2 separate regions of the Homo sapiens genome follow, and region 1 is linked to region 2. Evidence: chromatin loops called from intact Hi-C (ENCODE). Cell type or tissue: HepG2. All regions are shown on one strand. Links, peaks and the distances in the headings refer to the core of each region. The heading gives the core; the rest is flanking DNA. Region 1 has its middle 240 kb from the start of LINC00498. Region 2 overlaps LINC00616 (long intergenic non-protein coding RNA 616).

Evidence for each region. Peaks named below come from ENCODE experiments on the same cell type or tissue, not always from the same donor. Only the 100,000 strongest peaks of a DNase experiment are listed, where the experiment ranks them.
Region 1: it touches region 2 in a loop (6-fold over the local background); 2 of 110 quality-filtered maps call a loop at or near these places.

Annotation. Positions count from the first base shown.
Region 1 is chr4:138,550,179-138,560,846 of GRCh38, reverse strand. It overlaps the pseudogene LOC152594. Among named protein-coding and RNA genes, the nearest start is that of LINC00498, 240 kb to the right of the region's middle. RefSeq lists an enhancer at 4,813-5,377. In HepG2, for the core only: a CTCF peak has its summit at 5,054 (motif pointing right); a DNase peak (open chromatin) is centred at 5,066.
Region 2 is chr4:138,029,258-138,039,925 of GRCh38, reverse strand. It overlaps LINC00616 (long intergenic non-protein coding RNA 616), which reads left to right. Exons shown (of 11, transcript NR_037866.1): 9 at 7,410-7,753. LOC105377447 (a long non-coding RNA gene) reads right to left here. Exons shown (of 6, transcript XR_939242.3): 3 at 10,324-10,433. Among named protein-coding and RNA genes, the nearest start is that of SLC7A11-AS1, 54 kb to the left of the region's middle. In HepG2, for the core only: a CTCF peak has its summit at 3,976 (motif pointing left); a DNase peak (open chromatin) is centred at 3,985; H3K4me3 peaks cover 596 bases.

The DNA of each region.
Region 1 (10,668 bases), core at 801-8,800, 520 kb before region 2:
ACAGCGAGCCGCCTGCATGTGGCCTTGTCCCGAAACTCAGTGACCACCTCCCGGATGATGTAAATGTTCTTCCCGATGTCCTGCAGAGCCGCATCCCGAAGGAAAGCCCCAGCATCCGCCACAACTTGCTCCACTGGAGCCACGTTGTCTGCGTGAGCGGGGAGCGCGCATGCGCACGGAGCTTGCGCTGGCTCCTAAGTGCAAGTCTGGGCCTCTGGGAACCAGGAAGAGCAGCCGCGACTTGGCTGCGCCTCCTGGCGGCCACGCCAGCACTATATTTGGATCTATTAATCAGCATTTCCATGTTCCTTGTGAGATGTGAGCCCATTTATATTAATATTGTTTCAGTCCCTCATGTTACCAGAAGTGTTATGCAAAGGGGTAGAAAGCTGTGCAAAGAGCTGGGCTTTATTCTGTAGGTCACAGGGAGCCGCAAAAGACTTTTGATTAAGTATATAGATAATCAAATCTATATTTTAAAGAAATTAACTCAGGAGCACCATAAAGAATGGATGGAAAATGGAAAGATCAATGACATGGAAACACATTAGAATGCTATTCAAAGTGTCTAAATCAAAGATAGTTGAGAGACTGACCCAAGCAGTAGAAACAGAAGAGAGAGGATAGATCTGTGAGAAAAGGAAAAGTCACACTTACAAAACATTAAGACTTATTACATAAGAGGGAAGAGAAGTCCTAGACTTCTGACCTCAGCAATGAGGAGAATATTTGGCTGGATTTATAATATAGATGCTCCTCTACTTACCATGGGGTTACATCTCAATCAGCCCATCGTAAGTTGAAAATACTGTTAAGTCAAAATGCATTTAATACACCTAACCTACCGAATTTCATAGTTTAACTTAGCCTACCTTAAATGTGCTTGCATTAGTTTATAGATGGGCAAATCATCTAATACAAAGCCCATTTCCTAATAAAATGTTGAATATCTCATGTGACTTGTTGACTACTGCACTGGAAGTGTAAAACAAAGTGGTTATAGGTTCTGACTACTAATGTACACAGCTGAAAGTGCCATCATAAAGTCAAAATATCCCAAGTTAAACCATTGTAAGTCAAACCACTGTAGGTCAAGGACCACCTGTACTTTCTTGGAAATACAGGTTATCACTGACTACAGGCATGGCATTGCCCCATTCCTCTGCTACAAATATCTCAACTTATGATGGTTTCTGGTAAAAACCAAGATTGTGGTGTAGCAGAGCGAGTAGGTAGTGGAATTAGCTGGTGGACTCACTTCTGGCTCAAAGATAACGCTTAACAATCCTATTTAGTGTGTTAGCTTAAGTATACTCGAGCTAGTAGAAATATTCTGCTGTTGTGAATTCCACACTTATTCAACTGTCAGGAACTGGGGCTTGGTTTCTTTAAACACACTCGTGTTAACTGCATTCTCTGGTCTCCAGATTCTTATGTGATGGGAGGTTAGTGGGTTTTCTAGGTGAGTAGCTTTTTCTTTTCTCTGTCTGGGAATATAATATGTGGTCTATAGGTGGAAAAAAGTGAAATTAAATGATACTGTACAAATCGACTGAAAAAAAATACTACTGTATGTTAGCAGTTTGTGAACATTTTGTGCTGACAAAGCTCAGCAAGCCTGGACAGAAATACTTGCACAAATCTGATTATAAGGTTTCTCTCACTGAAGCAGGAACTGGCTCAGCAGAGGGAATCAGAAGAATAAACTGATATAATTTATCCTTTTCCTGTTTCTCTTGAGAAGAGATGCTTGGTAGGAAATCCACAGATATTTCACCATAAGATTCCAGTGCAAACGCATAGTTTCTCTGTTTGATATAATTGCTTCTGCATTCTAGAGACAGGGGAAGAGTAATGCTTCAGTCAAGCTGGTTGAGTCTCATCAGAGATTATCTTCATCAACATAGGCTCTTTACTTGCTTGCCCCACTTCTTTCTTCCAACTGCTTTTATTTCCTTTAGGGATGAAACCCATTAACTCTAGCAAATGTTAAAAGGCTTGACTTTTTGACTTGAAAAAGATGATGATTAAAAACCAGTTTATATATTTTCCAAGATGAGGTCTCCAATTTAGCTCTGTGCTCTGAGGATAGTCAAAATCGCATTGCAGAGCTCTCTAGGAAGCTTTGTGGTCGAACTCAACAACATTTTAAGTTGCGAAAACTATAAAGAGCAATATATATACATTTTTAAAAGCAATCCTTCTGAAGGGCATCCCTTTATGAATTGTGATCAAAGAAACCTGGGCTGGGAGTTAGGAGACCTAGATTCTGATCTCTCTGTCATTACCTATCACTGTGGCCTTAATCAAGGTCCATAACCTCTTGGGGTCTCAGTTTCTTCATTCATAAAATGAGGGAGACAGATTAGTGGCTCCAAAATGCTGGTCAGTAGAGGAGATGCATTCAAACGCCTGAGAAACTCTGAAAATTTTCTAGTCAGAATTCTCAAAGATTTTGATTTGTAAACCTGGGGTATATGTTAGTAATCTTTAGTTTATAAAAAGCACCCCTGAGAATTCAGGTATGTCACTAAGATTGGGAAGCATGATGGAGGTGATTTTGAGTTTGCTTTGCTCTTTTATTGTTGAAATTTTTATTTTGAAAAAAAATTTCAAGCCTGAAAGAGTTCCAAAGGAGCAAAAGGAATCTGTACATATTCTTCATCTGGGCTCGTTAATTGTGCTCTCACTCTCCCTTTCTCTTTCCACACACACACACATATTATATATGTGAATGTGTATGCATTTTTTTCTGAAACATGTGAGATTAAACTGTATACATCATAATACTTCACCTCAAAACATGTCAGTATGCATCTCCTTAGAATAAGGATATTCTCTTTTATAATTGCAGTACAAAGATCAAATTCAGGAAACTTAACATGGTTACAATGTTAATGTCTAGTATATTGTTTCCCACAAAGACTGTCCTACATAAACATAGTGTAAGCATCAAATAGAGAAAATTAATATTGATAATACATTACCAGTATTTAATCTTCTGACTCCATTCAAGTTTTGTCAATTGCCTCAATAATATCCTTTATAGAGAATCATCCAGTTCAGAATTATGTGTTTTATCTAGTTGTCATATCTCTTTAGTCTCTCTCGGTTTGGAAGAGTTTCTCAGACTTTCCTTGACTTTCATGACCTCGATATTTTTGAAGATTGCAGGCCATTTATTTTGTAGAATGTCCTTCAGTCTCGGTTTGTTTGATATTTTCTCATGATACAGTTTAGACATGTTTGTCAGGTACATTGCCGCAGCCCTATATTGAGACAGGTCTCCAAATGGTTCCAGTTTATTTTTATTTTTATTTATTTTTTGTAAGGAATGGTACTCAGGGACCCAGATATGGGCAACAGGCATACTTGTTGCTGTTGGCATATACCTCCCAGCCTTACGGAATGTGTATGTGTATGTGTATGTATATGTGTTATGTGTGCGTATATATGTATTGTATATAATATATATTCACAGATACCATCTCATTGACCCCCCCCACATATTCAAATGCATATTTACATTATATTTATTTCTTTTTTCTCTATATATATTGAAAAACATGGGTTCACATGGATACTACCAGTTCTCCTTCAACATTACAAAGATCATTTTAGTTTTCTTCTTTTCCATATTTGAAACCCACTTCTCCAATAATGAGAAACCAGGAACCCATCATCCTTATCTATTTATTTACATATTTGATCACCCTTTGTATGTGACCAGTTTCCCATCTCCACTGCCATTTCCTTCACCTTCACCCTGGTTAGGCTCTGACACCTCAATACCACTTCCTCCCTCCTCCATTAGCTGAAAACCCTTATTATCCTACTCATACCCTCCTGATACCCTGTAAAAGGCCACCCCTGTGGATGCCCTCCTGCCCTTGCGAGGACTCTGACACTGCATATTACATACTTCTCAGGCTCTGACTCCACGTTTTGGGCTGTTCCTCCCCCTGCTAGAGCTCTGATATTCCACACAGGCTGCCCCCTCATGGGAACACTCTTTCACCCTGCTTGTGCTGTGACATCCTTGGGCCCTGGGAGCTATTCCTACTCTGGCATGGGTGCCTACTTGTTCTGCCAAAAAGGAAGGAGTGTACCCATTCCACTCTCTGCAGTTTAACATTAGAGAAGGTAAACTAGGAAGTACAGATTTTCTTTTTCATTCACCCCAAATCCAGGATTGTGGGGGAGCATTAGAGGCTGTTTAATTAAAAAGAAAAAAGAATCATAGAATATCAAATAACCTGGAGAAAGAAATGATTGATGGACAAAATTTCATTATATTTGAGCACTTAGTTTATTGTTACTCAGAAAAGGCCACCTCTGATTTAGGATTTTTAGAGAACACATTGCCAAACAGTGGTCTGGGAAACTTATTTGGGGCAGGAAGTATGGCACAATATCAGATTTCTTTAACAAGGACTTAAAATTTGGAAGTGTGAACTACTTTATACTAACAAAAAGAACTGTCTTTATCTTCCTTAAAGATTTACCTTCAGAAAGTGACTTTAGTGGTAAAAGAATGGATTTTATTATAAAACAGGAAGAAATTGTGACCTTAAGAGGAGTGACATTAGTATGAGTAACTATAGAAGGTGGAGATCGTCTGTGGAGACTTTTGAAAAGAGAGACAACTCAGAGGGATAATCTGGAGGCTGGATGAATCCTCTGGTGTTTTGTACCACTTACACCCATACCAGGTTGATGCTTATAAACAAAAAAGCTGGGTTGTTTTAAACACTGGAAGCCTTATACAGGTTCTCCTTTAGGTTATTTGCTGTATAGATAAATAATACACTTCGATAAAGACAGTAATTATAAAACCATGGTTACTGTAGTTGCAAGTTATTTATTTGCTTATTTATTTGTTTGTTTTTAAGGTATGATATTTTATTAGTCAGGGCACTATCAAATAACCTCAATGTATGTTTTAGTTTATAGAGAATCCATGTGATCCTGCCTTAGCTCCAATTACTAGTAACCAGGGCTGCCATTTATGGCCTCACAAATAGTGCCTGCGTAACTCCAGGGGGCACTGTTCACAGAGACTGTGATGTGAATGGCACCCCTTGGAGTTGCACAATGAAGCAGCTCTGAAAGTAATACATAATCTGCCATCACTGGTCTGCTTCCTGCATGCTTGAGTGGCAGAGGAAAAGGGCTTGGACCCAGAAAAGGAAGATCAATTATTGCCATTGGCTGTAGATGGTGCATATTGACTTGTTCCTTCTCAAGCCCAAATCTAGAGCTCTTTGAATAGATGCAGATGCACTGCTGCTGAATATGTATGTATGTGAGCACCCTGGCATTTAAGAACTTTGTACATCAATAAGAGGAACAAAAAAGAACCAGCTTTTTGCAGTGTAATTACATTTTACTGAATTAGCAAAGTAGCATGACCTTCGAGTTAGTCTTTGGGATACCAGGAGAATTGCATCTTTGCCAGCCAGCCCGCCTGCCCTGCTGATGCAGCATCTGTAGAACTCCGGGGAGTCCATTTTGAGCATGTTAAGGAGGAACTCTGCAAGATTAAATCCCTCCTTCCATTAACAATAATGGAAACACTTTCTGTAAAGCCAGTCTTAACCAGCAGAGGGGATTTGAAACATTTGGCAAGGTCACTTCTGGCAAATAGACTGAGTTTGAGTCTTGCCCTGTGGAGGCCATCGCTAACCACAGGCGATGGCTACCCTGGATTTCACAGGGGCACTGCTTTAGTTGGTCTATTTTAAATGGCATTATTAGTTCATTTTGAGTCTTGCATTTTGTACATAGGTTAAGAGAATTAAGTAACTAACATGTTTCTCTGTTTAGTGACAACTAGATATTGATAGTAAGACAGAAATGGTAACTAACATGTTTCTCTGTTTAGCGACAACTAGATATTGATAGTAAGACAGAAATGATAGCACTTGTTGAGTGCTTGTCATGTGGCATGCACTACTATCGGCTCTTTCATGCATGATCTTATTTACTCCTCACATCTACCCTCTGAGAGAGTTCTTCACATCTAAGAGTTTTCAATTGTAAGATGCACTGTTATTTAATACAATACAAAGAAAGAAACATCATTTAAGATAGGAGAACGTTCTATAAATCCAGGACAACAAAGGGCTATCTCTACCCTCAGGATAAGGGTAAATGAAAATAAATCCATCACCCAGAAGGGTAAAGCAAGAGCACTTGCATGGCTCAATCTTTGCACTGGATTCAGGAAGGGTAGAAAATTCTGGGCAGGAGCACAATAAAATCCTCTTTGGCGAAACCCAACTACAGGTTAGCCTGATCGCAATTGTTAAGACACATCCTGATTTCAGAAATGTTAAAATGTGAAAACTTTTGTCTTTAAATTTTTGAAATACGTATTTTTATAAGCTCCATTTTACAAAAAAGAAAAGTGAAGCATAGAGAGGTGAAGCCACTTATCTAAATTTACTAAGTGGGAGAGCTGGGATACAGAGCCTATGTACTTGAGCCCTATACTTTTCCACTTCTAGAAGATGACAATAGCCTAGTGTATAAATAACGTGTTATGAGGAAACAATTGTATATACTAGTTATGTGTGCCATAAAATAAAGGAAAGAACTTCATACATAAGGATGGAGAATTAGACTGGGTTTCTTAGGTGTAATATAAAATAAATGAGAATGGCCAGAAACTTGGCATCCTATATTTGGTCCCTCTCATCATGCTTTTGCCAGAGACAATTTCAAATTTTCCAGAATCATATTTTTCCCCTAAAAAAGAGAGTTTTTCTTTGATGCTATTGTGGCTGTTAATTAGAAAGTAAAGCACATAAATGGGAATAAATTTTTTCTCCACTTTTCTTTATTGCTGTTTGGCAAAGGACATTCTACATATTTCTTAGGCTGAAAATATTCACTCTGTCATATACTGTGACTTTGTGAAGAAGATCCTCAGTACTCAAGACTCATAGTTAGATAACACAGCACATGTTTTTCTCATAGGAAGTATTGGAAATGAAAATAATTAGGAGAATGGTTATTTTTAAAGGTGACATTTATCTCCTCAAGGTATTTTTCTTTCTTTCTCTTAAGATTTTTAAAATTATTTATTTTAAGTTGTGTCCGGAATTGGTGGGTTCTTGGTCTCACTGACTTCAAGAATGAAGCCGCGGACCCGCGGTGTGAGTGTTACAGTTCTTAAAGATGGTGTGTCTGGAATTTGTTCCTTCTGATGTTCGGAGGTGTTCGGAGGTGTTCGGAGGTGTTCGGAGTTTCTTCCTTCTGGTGGGTTCACGGTCTGGCTGGCTTCAGGAGTGAAGCTGCAGGCCTTCGCGGTGAGTGTTACAGCTCTTAAGGTGGCGCGTCTGGAGTTGTTCGTTCCTCCCATCCAGAGGACAGTCGGGGAGGCTCTGGCCCCGCGGGAGCCCACTGGTGGGGGTGGGGGAGAGCTCGGGCATGGCGGGCTGCAGGTCCCGAGCCCTGCCCCGCAGGGAGGCGGCTGGGGCCCTGCGAGAATTCGAGTGTGGCGCGGGCGGGCCGGCAGTGCTGGGGGACCCGGCGCCCCCTCGGCAGCTGCTGCCTCGGGTGCTAAGCCCCTCACTGCCTGGGGCAAGCGGCACCTGCTGGCCACTCCTGGTGCCGGGCCCGCCGAGCCTGTGTCCACCCGCAACTCGCGCTGGCCCACGAGCGCTGCGTCTCTCCTTCCACACCTCCCTGCAAGCAGAGGGAGCCGGCTCTGGCCTCGGCCAGCCAAGAGGGGCTCCCACAGTGCAGCGGCGGGCTGAAGGGCTCCTCAAGTGCAGCCAGAGTGGGTGCCGAGGCCGAGGAGGCACCAAGAGCAAGTGAGGTCTGCCAGCACCCTGTCACCTCTCACCGGTATACATGTGCAGAACCTGCAGATTTGTTACATAGATATATGTGTGCCATGGTGATTTGCTGCACCTATTGACTCATTGTCTGAGTTCCCTCCCCTTGCCCCCCACCCCTCAACGGCCCCTGGTGTGTGTTGTTCCCCTCTCTGTTTCCATGTGTTCTCACTGTTCAACTCCCACTTAGGAGTGAGAACATGCGGTGTTTGGTTTTCTGTTCCTGTGTTAGTTTGCTGAGGATGATGATTTCCAGCATCCATGTCCCTGCAAAGGACATGATTTCATTCCTTTTTATGGCTGCATAGTATTTCATGGTGTATGTCTACAACATTTTCTTTATCCAGTCAATCATCGATGGGCATTTGGGGTGATTCCTTGACTTTGCTATTGTAAATCATGCTGCAATAAACATATGTGTGCATGTGTCTTTATAGTAGAATGATTTACATTCCTTTGAGTATATACGCAGTAATGGGATTGCTGGGTCAAATGGTATTTCTGGTTCTTGATCCTTGAGGAATCACCACACTGTCTTTCACAATGGTTGAACTAATTTTCATTCCCACCAATGTGTAAAAGTGTTCCTGTTTCTCCACAGCCTCTCCAGCATCTATTGTTTCTTGACTTTTTAATAATCGCCATTTTAACTGGCGTGAGATGGTATCTCACTTTGGTTTTGATTTGCATTTCTCTAATGATCAGTGATGTTGAACTTTTTTCATATGTTTGTTGGCCATGTAAATGTCTTCTTTTGAGAAGTGTCTGTTCATATCCTTTACCAACTTTTTGATGGGGTTGTTTGCTTTTTTCTTGTAAATTTGTTTAAGTTCCTTGTAAATTCTGGATATTAGACCTTTGTCAGATGGGTAGATTGCAAACATTTTCTCCCATTCTGTAGGTTGCCTGTTCACTCTTTTTTTTTTTTTTTTTTTCTTTTTTTTTTTTTTTTTTTTTTTTTATTATACTCTAAGTTTTAGGGTACATGTGCACATTGTGCAGGTTAGTTACATATGTATACATGTGCCATGCTGGTGCGCTGCACCCACTAATGTGTCATCTAGCATTAGGTATATCTCCCAATGCTATCCCTCCCCCCTCCCCCGACCCCACCACAGTCCCCAGAGTGTGATATTCCCCTTCCTGTGTCCATGTGATCTCATTGTTCAATTCCCACCTATGAGTGAGAATATGCGGTGTTTGGTTTTTTGTTCTTGCGATAGTTTACTGAGAATGATGGTTTCCAATTTCATCCATGTCCCTACAAAGGATATGAACTCATCATTTTTTATGGCTGCATAGTATTCCATGGTGTATATGTGCCACATTTTCTTAATCCAGTCTATCATTGTTGGACATTTGGGTTGGTTCCAAGTCTTTGCTATTGTGAATAGTGCCGCAATAAACATACGTGTGCATGTGTCTTTATAGCAGCATGATTTATACTCATTTGGGTATATACCCAGTAATGGGATGGCTGGGTCAAATGGTATTTCTAGTTCTAGATCCCTGAGGAATCGCCACACTGACTTCCACAATGGTTGAACTAGTTTACAGTCCCACCAACAGTGTAAAAGTGTTCCTATTTCTCCGCATCCTCTCCAGCACCTGTTGTTTCCTGACTTTTTAATGATTGCCATTCTAACTGGTGTGAGATGATATCTCATAGTGGTTTTGATTTGCATTTCTCTGATGGCCAGTGATGATGAGCATTTCTTCATGTGTTTTTTGGCTGCATAAATGTCTTCTTTTGAGAAGTGTCTGTTCATGTCCTTCGCCCACTTTTTGATGGGGTTGTTTGTTTTTTTCTTGTAAATTTGTTTGAGTTCATTGTAGATTCTGGATATTAGCCCTTTGTCAGATGAGTAGGTTGCAAAAATTTTCTCCCATGTTGTAGGTTGCCTGTTCACTCTGATGGTAGTTTCTTTTGCTGTGCAGAAGCTCTTTAGTTTAATTAGATCCCATTTGTCAATTTTGTCTTTTGTTGCCATTGCTTTTGGTGTTTTGGACATGAAGTCCTTGCCCACGCCTATGTCCTGAATGGTAATGCCTAGGTTTTCTTCTAGGGTTTTTATGGTTTTAGGTTTAACGTTTAAATCTTTAATCCATCTTGAATTGATTTTTGTATAAGGTGTAAGGAAGGGATCCAGTTTCAGCTTTCTACATATGGCTAGCCAGTTTTCCCAGCACCATTTATTAAATAGGGAATCCTTTCCCCATTGCTTGTTTTTCTCAGGTTTGTCAAAGATCAGATAGTTGTAGATATGCGGCATTATTTCTGAGGGCTCTGTTCTGTTCCATTGATCTATATCTCTGTTTTGGTACCAGTACCATGCTGTTTTGGTTACTGTAGCCTTGTAGTATAGTTTGAAGTCAGGTAGTGTGATGCCTCCAGCTTTGTTCTTTTGGCTTAGGATTGACTTGGCAATGCGGGCTCTTTTTTGGTTCCATATGAACTTTAAAGTAGTTTTTTCCAATTCTGTGAAGAAAGTCATTGGTAGCTTGATGGGGATGGCATTGAATCTGTAAATTACCTTGGGCAGTATGGCCATTTTCACGATATTGATTCTTCCTACCCATGAGCATGGAATGTTCTTCCATTTGTTTGTCTCCTCTTTTATTTCCTTGAGCAGTGGTTTGTAGTTCTCCTTGAAGAGGTCCTTCACATCCCTTGTAAGTTGGATTCCTAGGTATTTTATTCTCTTTGAAGCAATTGTGAATGGGAGTTCACCCATGATCTGGCTCTCTGTTTGTCTGTTGTTGGTGTATAAGAATGCTTGTGATTTTTGTACATTGATTTTGTATCCTGAGACTTTGCTGAAGT
Region 2 (10,668 bases), core at 946-8,945:
AGGAAAGAAAATTCTTCCAGTGGACACAAATTCAGGGTTCATACCTGGCTGTCCATTTAGTTTGAAAGGAGAAATGACCAAAAGGATGGGTGTATAGCAACTCAGACTGCAGCTAATGCAGTCTGATGGGTGCATTTGCTGGATGGTCAAATGGGCAAAATCTTTGGAGATATTTGTGTGTGGATGCTCACCAGAGTGACTTCACTATAGAAGGATTATAACAATCAAGAAAGAAAATGATTCCTTTGGTGAATGTCAGTCAGCCTCAGGTCTCATGTAATCAGTTGATGAATAAAGTAGTCATGGTGGTACGATGGAGGTTATATACATGTATTTCCACTTACTGAGGCCAATATGACCATAGCCACTAATTAGTGCCCCATCAGTCATCCAATGTGATCACAGTGATATGTCACTATTCCCCAAGGGTATCCGCAAGCTACATGGGGGCAGGTTGATGGCAATGGGCTGCTTTGATTAAGGAAGGCATTCATTTTACCAGAATAGACACACTGGATATGAATTTGCCTTAGATTTCCTTAGTGTCTCTGTCAAAACTACCATCTATGAATTTATAGACTACCTTGTTACTATTTTCCTTTTCGTTTCTTATAGCTTTCCTATAGCTTCTGGCTCTGATGGAGCAATCAGCCTCCTAATAATAGCTTCCAATCAAAATCTTCTTTGTTTATGAGAGCTTCCTTAGTCATGAACCTTCCCATATTCTGTTGTATATAAAGTCAGTTCCTTTGGAGTGACCTTCAGAGCATTCTGTTCTTATGCCTCACCTCTTCTCTGTACAAAACTCTGAGCCACTGCTCCAGAGTATGGAGCTGGGGCAGTGGGTCATTTTTTCTGGAGGAATCCCTTACATCAGCAGTCCCCAACCTTTTTGGCACTAGGGATCCGTTTTGTGGAAAACAATTTTGCCACTGATGGCATGGGGAGGTTTGGGGATGAAACTGTTTATCCTCACAGAATACTGCATTAGTTAGATTCTCGTAAGGAGTGTGCAACCTAGATCCCTCTCATGTGCAGTTTACAATAGGGTTCGAGCTCCTATGAGAATCTAATGCTACTATGGATGTGACAGGAGGCGGGGCTCAGACAGTAATGCTCCCTCACCCACTGCTCACTTCCTGCTGTGCAGCCCGGTTCCTAAAAGACCATAGACTGGTGCCAGTCCCTGGGAACCCCTGCCTTATATTTTGAGCAGTGTGCCAGTTAGGGTTGGTCATTCCTGGTCTTTTTGGCTTGCCTCTCCTGGTCTGCAGCCTCCATCCAATAAGTGAGCTGGGGTGAAGATGATTGTAACCTCGGTATTCTCAGCTTGCTGTTCCTGGGCTAGAGCTTATGTTCTGAGAGTGGGAGCTGCTTAGAGATCCTTGACCCTTTGTTTTCACTCATCTGGAATTTACCTTGGCCAATGCAGAGCTATGGGAGATGATAAATGCTGCTGGCTTTTCGTCCTGGGGAGAGATAGCACAACCCTTGAGCTGAGGTGTGGGGGATCTCTGTGTTTTTGGCCACACTCACCTGAAGTGGCTCTCTTATCACCTCCAGTATGGAGAGGACAGGAATGGGCAGGTCATGGCTCAAATGCCGGAGACTATTGCTGTTCTTGCCACAGTTTAATAGATTTTCTTGAATAAATGTTTCTTCATGTTTAATGTATGTACTTTGGACAATGTCTCAAGACTTAATTTTTTAAAAAGTAATTTTTACCAAATATGGCTGTTTGACTGGGAAGCTGATCCACAAACCTCCTCACACTGCCTTTCTGGACATGTATTTCCAGGTTAGCTTGCCTTTTGATTGTCCTCAAGATATTGTATGTTTGGTAGGCAGAGGCCTGACTTTGTTATTACCTTTATTTGGAGGTTAAGTATGGTTTAATGAAATGTGGATGTATGCCAAATCGAAAAGAGGCTGATTGTGGTCACTTTGCCTTGTGTCACTTTGGCTCGACTGAACTACATTTCCCAGAATTCTCATTCTGGTATGTTTCTGGTTAGGATGGCCACATGAGAGATTCTTCTGGGATTATTTGGAGGGCAGAAGTACAGCAACAGCCGTTTTCACTCTCACACACTGTTGCTTATTTGCTGGTTCACTTTATTGTTGTGAGGCAGCAGCCAGGCCTGCAACTGTTCCACATTTCTTTGAAAGCATTTAGTTTTTCTGACTTCCAGGCAGGTGTGTGTGTTGAATAAATGTCCCAGCTTTTTTTAGACACCCATTCTACCAGGTTCAAAGGCTTGTATTTGTGGGTTCCAGTGTTTTCTTTCTGTGTCTTACTTCACATCCACTTTCCCATCCTGATTGTCTGACCTATAGAATTTGAGCTCCAGCATCAGACTCTTACAGGAAAGGGGTCCTGATCCAGACCCCCAGAGAAGGTTCTCGGATCTCGTGCAAGAAAGAACTCAGGGCGATTTCACAGTGCAAAGTGAAAGCAAGTTTATTAAGAAAGTAAAGGCATAAAAGAATGGCTACTCCATAGTCAGAGCAGTGGTATGGGCTGCTGGATTGGTATAATTGTAGTTATTTATTGATTATATGCTAGACGAGGGATGAATTATTGATGAGCTTTCCCAGGAAAGGGGTAAAATCTTTACCCTTTTACCCCGGAATTGAGGGTCTCTCCAGTTTTTAGACTATATAGGATAACTTCCTGATATTGCCATGGCATTTGTAAACTGTCATGGCACTGGTGGGAGTGCCTTTTGGTAAGCAAATGAATTATAATTAGAGTATAATGAGCAGTGAGGATGACCAGAGGTCACTTTCATCACCATCTTGGTTTTGGTGGGTTTCGGCCAGCTTCTTTACTGCAAACTGTTTCATCAGCAAGGTCTTTATGACCTGTATCTTGTGCCAACCTCCTATCTCATCCTGTAACTAAGAATACCTAACCTCCTGGGAACGCAGCACAGTAGGTCTCAGCCTTATTTTACCTAGCATCTATTCAAGATGGAATTGCTCTGGTTCCAACATCTCTGACAAGACATAAAGGCGACCGTTTACAGACACTACTAAGCCCGCCTCACAATTCTGAGAAGTCAACTATCTGTTAAAAATTATTATGTATGTATATATCTCTTAGTGCTTCCGCTTCTTTCACTGAAACTCAATGATACAAACATCAACAAATCTTTTTTGTTTTTTTGTTTCCATTGAAGAACTTTCTAAACATAACTCTGAAGCACAATTATACAAAAACAACAAACAAAAACACTTTTGGGGTGAGGCTGGAGAAGGACAAAGAGGTTGGGGTATATAGAGAATAATCTTCTGTACCTTTATTGTAGAGGGACCCTGAAGAAACTTGAGACAGAAAATTATAAAAACAAGATTCCTCTTCCGTGTCACACTCTCCTTTTCAAAGCCATGACCCCTGGGGAGACTAAGACACTCTTTCACTGGGACACAGGAGAGCACCAGGGAGCTAAGATGGTGTCTCTGGACCTCCATAGAAACCCATAATGAGTAAGACTCTCAGCTTCATCACTTTTAACTTTGAGACCTTGGGAAGGCTACTTAACCACTCAGTTTCCTTCTAACTTAGGACACTATTCTGAGATGATAACATTTGTGCTAGCTGTTATCATTATTATTCCCCCATCTTGCCTCAGGAGTTCAGTTTCCTCCACATTGGGAAGTTTGTGATGAGCTGAGAAAATGTTGCAGGCAGCCCTACTCGGCTGACTCAACACTGGCTATTTTGGTCCCCAGTGTCAGGGTTGCTGGCCTTCCATATATCAGTGTTCCTCTTACAGATTTCTGAGGTCCCCAGATCTTGTACTGGTTTTCTGGGTCTTCTGAAGTTGGCTCCAAACCAAACTGTTTGCTATGAGCCATCATAATGCTTTCTCCAAGAGGAAACAGTGTTTCCCTAAGTTGTAACATTTCCCATTGTCCCTCTGAGGAGATTGGGCCTTTGGGTCCCTCAAGAACCCTGCTTTTATAGGTTTATTGCTCCATCTGCTGGAAAGATGTATAATACAAGCAAGATCTGGGGGCTGAGATCTCACTGGATGCCTGGCACTGGGCTAAGATCTGCACCCACATTACCTGGTTTCACTTCCACAAACACTCTATCAGTTCTGTCTTACAGCAGATAAAACTAATGCTTACAGGAAGTGACTTCTCTCTATCATTCAGCTGGCCTGCCAGCATTGGACCCAGCTAGTCTGGCTCTGGAAAGTGCATTTTATCACTATTCTATAACCATAGCTGATTTGGGCTCCGTTAGGGTTGGAGTAGAAATCTTTCCTACCCACTAATAAACGTATGTATTCTATGTGTGGTCTTCTCAAAGGAACTCACACATTCAGAGAAAAATATCTACTTCATAGAATTTCGAGGAGTCGAGAAAATATTTTAATGCAAGCAATCTAGCTTAGTGTCTGACATGTAGTAAGTTCTAAATAAATGCTATTTACTTTACCTTCCTCTAGATCCTTATAGTGCCCTCTCACTTCCATCTAACTGTGGGAACATTTCCTATAGCCCTAGAGCATATTTCTGAAGAACTAAAGATGTTTTAACCCTCTTTTATCATGGGACCCTAATCATCATACTTTGAGTTCCCATTTCCAGTTCAGAAGGCTCTGCCTCAGTTTCCTCCCCATCACAAGACCAAAAGGCCCTTAATGCAAGTAAGATCCTTGAGGACTTGCTTTGATATTTCAGTGTTAACAAGGCAGGGACAAGATCTGTCTGCTCTTCATTCCTAACTTCCTAGGTACTAGATTTAGCAGTGTTAGCACTAGCTCATATTTGCAAATCTCCTTGCAAGTCCAGATTTGCTCCTGTACAAAGGAGGTGATTCAGAATGCCTTTCCTTTAGATTAGTATGTAATGCAATGTCATGTCGATTAGTCAATAGAAAATATGAATCAGCATGTTTGCTATCAGATCAAAACGACTTGCAACATATATTCATCATTGAGGGGTTTGGCCTTTATTACCAGTGCTGGGAAAATGCCTGGATATTTAAATATTTAAATGCCTGGATATTTAAATATCTATGTCTTTCCCAGTTTAAACTTCCTGTGCAAATTAAAGAGGCTCGACCCAGTGACCTCTAAGGTTTATTTATCTTAAATTCAGGTGCTTTCATATTTCATATCTTGTTCATATTTACCAAAGAATAACCTTGGCACTTTGCTGGGTATCTCATTAAGATTCAAAAATAGGTACCAGTGTTCTTACTAATTCTAGCTTGAAAACTATAATTAATAATATACAAATTTAATTTATGGTATTTTAGTGACATTTTATCATACTTTTATTGCAAGGAAATTTGCTTTTTTTAACTCCTGGTTTATCAATGTTTACTTTTTTTTTTTTGAGATGGAGTCTTGCTCTGTCACCCAGGCTGGAGTGCAGTGGCGCTATCTCAGGTCACCACAACCTCTGCCTCCTAGGTTCAAGCGATTCTCCTGCCTCAGCCTCCCAAGTAGCTGAGACTATAGGCGCGTGCCACCACGCCCAACTAATTTTTTGTATTTTTAGTAGAGACGGGGTTTCACCATGTTAGCCAGGATGGTCTTGATCTCCTGACCTCGTGATCCTCCCGCCTCAGCCTCCCAAAGTCCTGGGATCACAGGCGTGAGCTACCACGCTTGGCCCAATGTTTACTTTTAAAAACAGCTTAAACGTAAGAGAGCTTTTATATGTAGTTCTTGATAGGAAAGTTTAATGGTCAAAATTTGAAATATGATGAAAAACATTTCATAACTATCGATTTCACAGATGAACTTTAAAATTGTAACATACGCTATTTTTATTAAAAATATCACCACTCTGTATATAATTCTGAACATTTCTGAATAACGTTAAGTCGACTAGTTATAATACACCTTAAAAAGAATGTTTTAAATTTGTCCCTCCTTCTGTGGGAGGAAAGTTGGCCTAGTTGAAGCTAGGAATCCGTGACTCTAATCCAGGTCTCCTTTATAAAAAGAAAATATACTTTAAAGAACTTGGGGATCATCTTATCAAAAAGGATTAGAAGATGTACTAGAGGAATTATCATTTGTCTGGAGAATCAAATGGCTCACAATGGTTATTACCCTGCTTAAGTATATAGTAAAATAGACTGATTACAGCTTCCTGCTTACCAGGATTAAATACTATAATTTCTAAAATGCTCCTCAGGTATTTTAAATCCTTGTTCATTTTTTTTTTATTTTTCGCTCGTTGGCATTTTGTGTTGTAATTAGTGTGCAGAGAAAGTCTGCATATGTCTATTGTATGAGCCCCTACACCTGTTTTACCGTCTGTCTCTTTCAACAGATTACTTTAAGGGCAATACAAAATACTTTGATTTTTCAATTCAAATCAGTCATATTGGTAATATGGCATTGCTCTGCTAACTAATAAATTATTCTGCATCTCAAAACATGTGATCTGAAAGACAGGAAAGGTCCAAGAGCACGTGTGCAAAGGAGTGCACCCTTGTAGCAGCAAGATTTGTATTGCATTCTGCTCACATGGATTCCAATCTGTAGTATTTTATTTGACTGGTATACTTTTACAAAATAAATGAAATCAAGAAATTTGAATGTATGTGTTTCAAGGAAGCCCAGTAAACTTTACTTATATTGAAAAGGTAGGCCGGGTGCGGTGGCTCACGTCTGTAATCCCAGCACTTTGGGAGGGTGAGGTGGGTGGATCACGAGGTCAGGAGTTTGAGACCAGCCTGATCAACACAGTGAAACCCTGTCTACTAAAAATACAAAAATTAGCCGGGCGTGGTGGCACATGCCTGTAATCCCAGCTACTCAGGAGGCTGAGGCAGGAGAATCGCTTGAACCTGGGGGGTGGAGGTTGCAGTGAGCCGAGATCATGCCACTGCACTCCAGCCTGGGCAACAGAGCGAGACTCTGTCTCAAACAACAACAACAACCACAAAAAAAAAAAAAAAAAGGAAAGAGAAGGTAAAAATCTAGATAAGGACCTCCACCTCTCAGTATTTGCTTTAGACTATAAGAACACTGTACCCTTCAAAGGCTATTTATTTCCCTCCCAGGACGTGGGGCCTAATGTTCTATGGCACATTTGTCATGCGACAGCATGATTTGTTTGCCTACATATTAGAATTCTCTTGCTTCAAAGATGAAACAGCAACTGAATATAAAGTTATATATTTGGGGTGGGAGTTGATATAGATATAAATAGCAGAACTCTTAATATTAATTATTAGATAACTTAAGCATAGATAGCAAGAAACAGACTAGAGTAGCATGACAAAAAATTTAAAAGTCATTTTGCTTTAAGTCATTTTGTTTATCTGAATTTCATATTCCAGCTACAATTCTCCTTATAAATCAGTATTTTCTAATCTCACTCTTGATGCAATGCTAGAGCTAACTGTGCTGAATAATAATGTTTTTCCTCAGGTACAGAGGAATGAAGAAGGAATAAACAGACCTTCTGGATAATTGCATCAGCCTTCCCCACTATTCCAATGCCATGCTAACATTTCAAGTAATGTCCCTTTTGTCTTGCTGAGAAAAAATCATTTCATGATTTATTACACTGGATTAAAGGCTATGCACACTCTGGAGTTGGAACATGACTGAAGGGCAAGCAAGCATAAAGGATATCAGAAACAGTTGATGTGTTTAAATTTTTCTGAATTTCTCAAGTAAACTTTTTAGAAAGTAGTCTGAAGATAAAATGGTTATATAAGTTACTTAAACTGTAGATGATGGCACCTTTATCCCTATATAATAAAATTAAGGTAAGAATTAGTTCTACAAAAAGCTTTCTCTTTTAGAGATTTCTGTTTTATCAGATTACTGTTTGCCAAAGTGAATTTCATAATATGTGACTTTTTTTCAGTATCATTGATTGTCATTGAGCTTGAGAGCCTGAGTTTTTGCTGAAATTGTTCCAATGCACAGAAAATGCCATAAAATTGAGCCTACCGTGGGTTTTTTTTTTTTTTTTTGGATATTACCTACACTTGTAGAAAATCAAAGTTTATTCTAGTCTTTGTATGCTCTGCATATCTGAAATACAAGAGGGGCTTCTGTCAGTCTGGAAGTGATGATATTTGATTTCTCATTTCTTACTATGGTCTCTCTCCAGATAAGTAAGTTAGCTAATTCATCTACTTGATCCTCAATTAATGGCCTTCTTGATTAAATAAGAAGATGACAAGGTTTCTCCTTAATATGAAATTTAAATTACACAGAGCAAAAAAAAATTGTATTAATCTTTAATACCTCCCATGGAGACTTGAATTCTTCACTATACAGTCCAATAAATGGAATATTTAAATATTTAAAGGTTCCAGCAAAAAGTTCCAGCCAGCTGTACTGTTCTAATAACAAGGTCTATCAACTTTTTTTTAACTGAGCAATTTTATGATATTTTGTGAAGAGAAAGAAAAAACCTGCTTAGCCAGCCAGTTACCTGCTTACTTAAGGCAGATTATTTATCCTAGAGGTCCCATTGTCTAAGGCAGATTATGTATCCTATTGTCTTCTACTGACATTCATTTCTATTCATCATTTATAAACTTTATTGAAACATAATTTCAAAATAAAAAGATATGCCATCATCATCACCAACAAAATTATGTTGATGATAGAAATCTTATTGTTTTCTCAGACTTAATCTATCCTCAAAATATAATTTTCAAAACATTTAAAGACTTGATTCTTTTACAAGTTGAGAGAGGATGAGTCAACAATTTATTTAATTAATGATGAAAACAATAGGATTGTAAAACTGATTCATAAATTTATAGATAAGACAGAAGTATTTATAGTCCCTGAAAGACATAATATTGATATAGGATTGTTAAATTAAATAGAAAGCTAGTACCCTTCAAGGATTTGTGGGTGTAGCTTTTGACTGACAGAATAAAACTCAGATTCACAAAAGGCCGGAGAGTTTTTTTGGGAGAATTATATCATCAGAAACACTATCAGCCACCAGCTTGCACTGTAAGTGAGAAAGACAGTACAGAATGAAAGGGGGTCATTGAACTCCCAGAAAACAGGCTTAGAAAATGATTCAACTGCAAACATGTGCTAGCTTTCTTGAAAAAAAGGGGCTAAATATTTGTTGCTTAGTGTTGTGAAGTTTGGGGGGTAATTTAAGCAGTAGATAATTAAGACACAATGAAAGGTTAAATGTTATATTCGAAATAGGTGTTTTACACACAATTTAGAAATGGAGATAAGAAAAGTATGCAGATATCGATAACACAAGTAAAGTAAGATAAATGTCACAAGAGAAATTCACAGCAAGTCTATGTCAACTTGTTGAAAGAGTGAGCAAAGAGCATTCCTGGCCATATTGATTAGAACCAGGCAAGATGTTATGCAAGAAGAAATAATTGAAAACACAGGAATTGAATTTGAAACCTAACAATTAGAAGTTGTGTGATCCACAGCTGGTCAACTGCCTTTACTTGTTTCTCTGAACGAGAATCCCTCATGAGGATTAAATAGGCCAAAGGTACATGCTTTTTTATCCAGGGTGGTCTACTTTCATGCCATTTTCCCAGCAAATATATTAAAAGTGCCCTCTTTTACTCTCAGTGAAGTCTTGCTTTGGATGATGAATTATATGGTTACCTGAGGATTGGTTCAAATAATGCATAGGCAATTTTAAAAAGTGATACTAAACAAAAAAAAAAAACCCACCAAAATTTTACACTTTGCAAGAAACATAATTAATTTTAATAAATTTTATCACAAAGTTACCCTTTGCACTTACATACAAGTATGAACAGAGGCTTCATATACTTACATATATCAATGTATATATGAGCATATTTATACTATACACCCCAAAACATATAAAAATAGAAAGCATGTTTGCATAACAGTTTAGAAAGATTAATCTGACGGTGATGAGTCATAATTCAGAGTAAGGAAAAAGATATTGCCTCAAGTTTGGTATTGGATTTTTCCATTTCACACACAAGATTGATGAATTTCTGTCTAATGGGGTATAATATATGAAATCAGATATATCATAACATATCTATGGTTATGTCTCACCCACCATAAATTATTTAAAAGGGAAGCAAAATCAATAAAACAACAAAAAGCTCAACTTTAAACACAATCATCTGGGGTAACTAGAGGAGCAATGGGAATAGCAACTGAAGGATAATTGGTCACAACTGTTTTCATCAAATATATTTTTGGTGCAGAGAAAAACTATTTTCCTTATTCCCAGAGCGAGTAAGAATGCAGAGACATGAATACTTTGGTTGGGATTTGGAAAATATAGTCAAACTTTAACAACTTTATACAACAGTTCTTAAAAATGTATTAGTGTCAAACTCACCCTTTAGTGACGAAGAGGAGTGACAGCTGTCTTCGCACAGCTGATTGCAGAGAATAGTGTGTGCAACGTCATTGCAGGTACTACTTCAGGGTGATTCATTGGAAATCTGTCTTGAGAATTAAAACATTAACCAGAACTTTTAATACAATTTTTAAGCTAAAGAAAAATTCATTGGCTTGAGGCACTTTTTCAGAACAGGGATTTAACGCTCTGGCAAGGGCCTGAGGATGAGGCAACCTTGCTGCTAACGCAGCTTCTTAGAAGCCTAAATAAATTGATAACCCAAAATCAGGGCAGTGAAAATACCTGTGTTGACCTGGCAGAGAAAGTAAAAAAAAAGCTCAG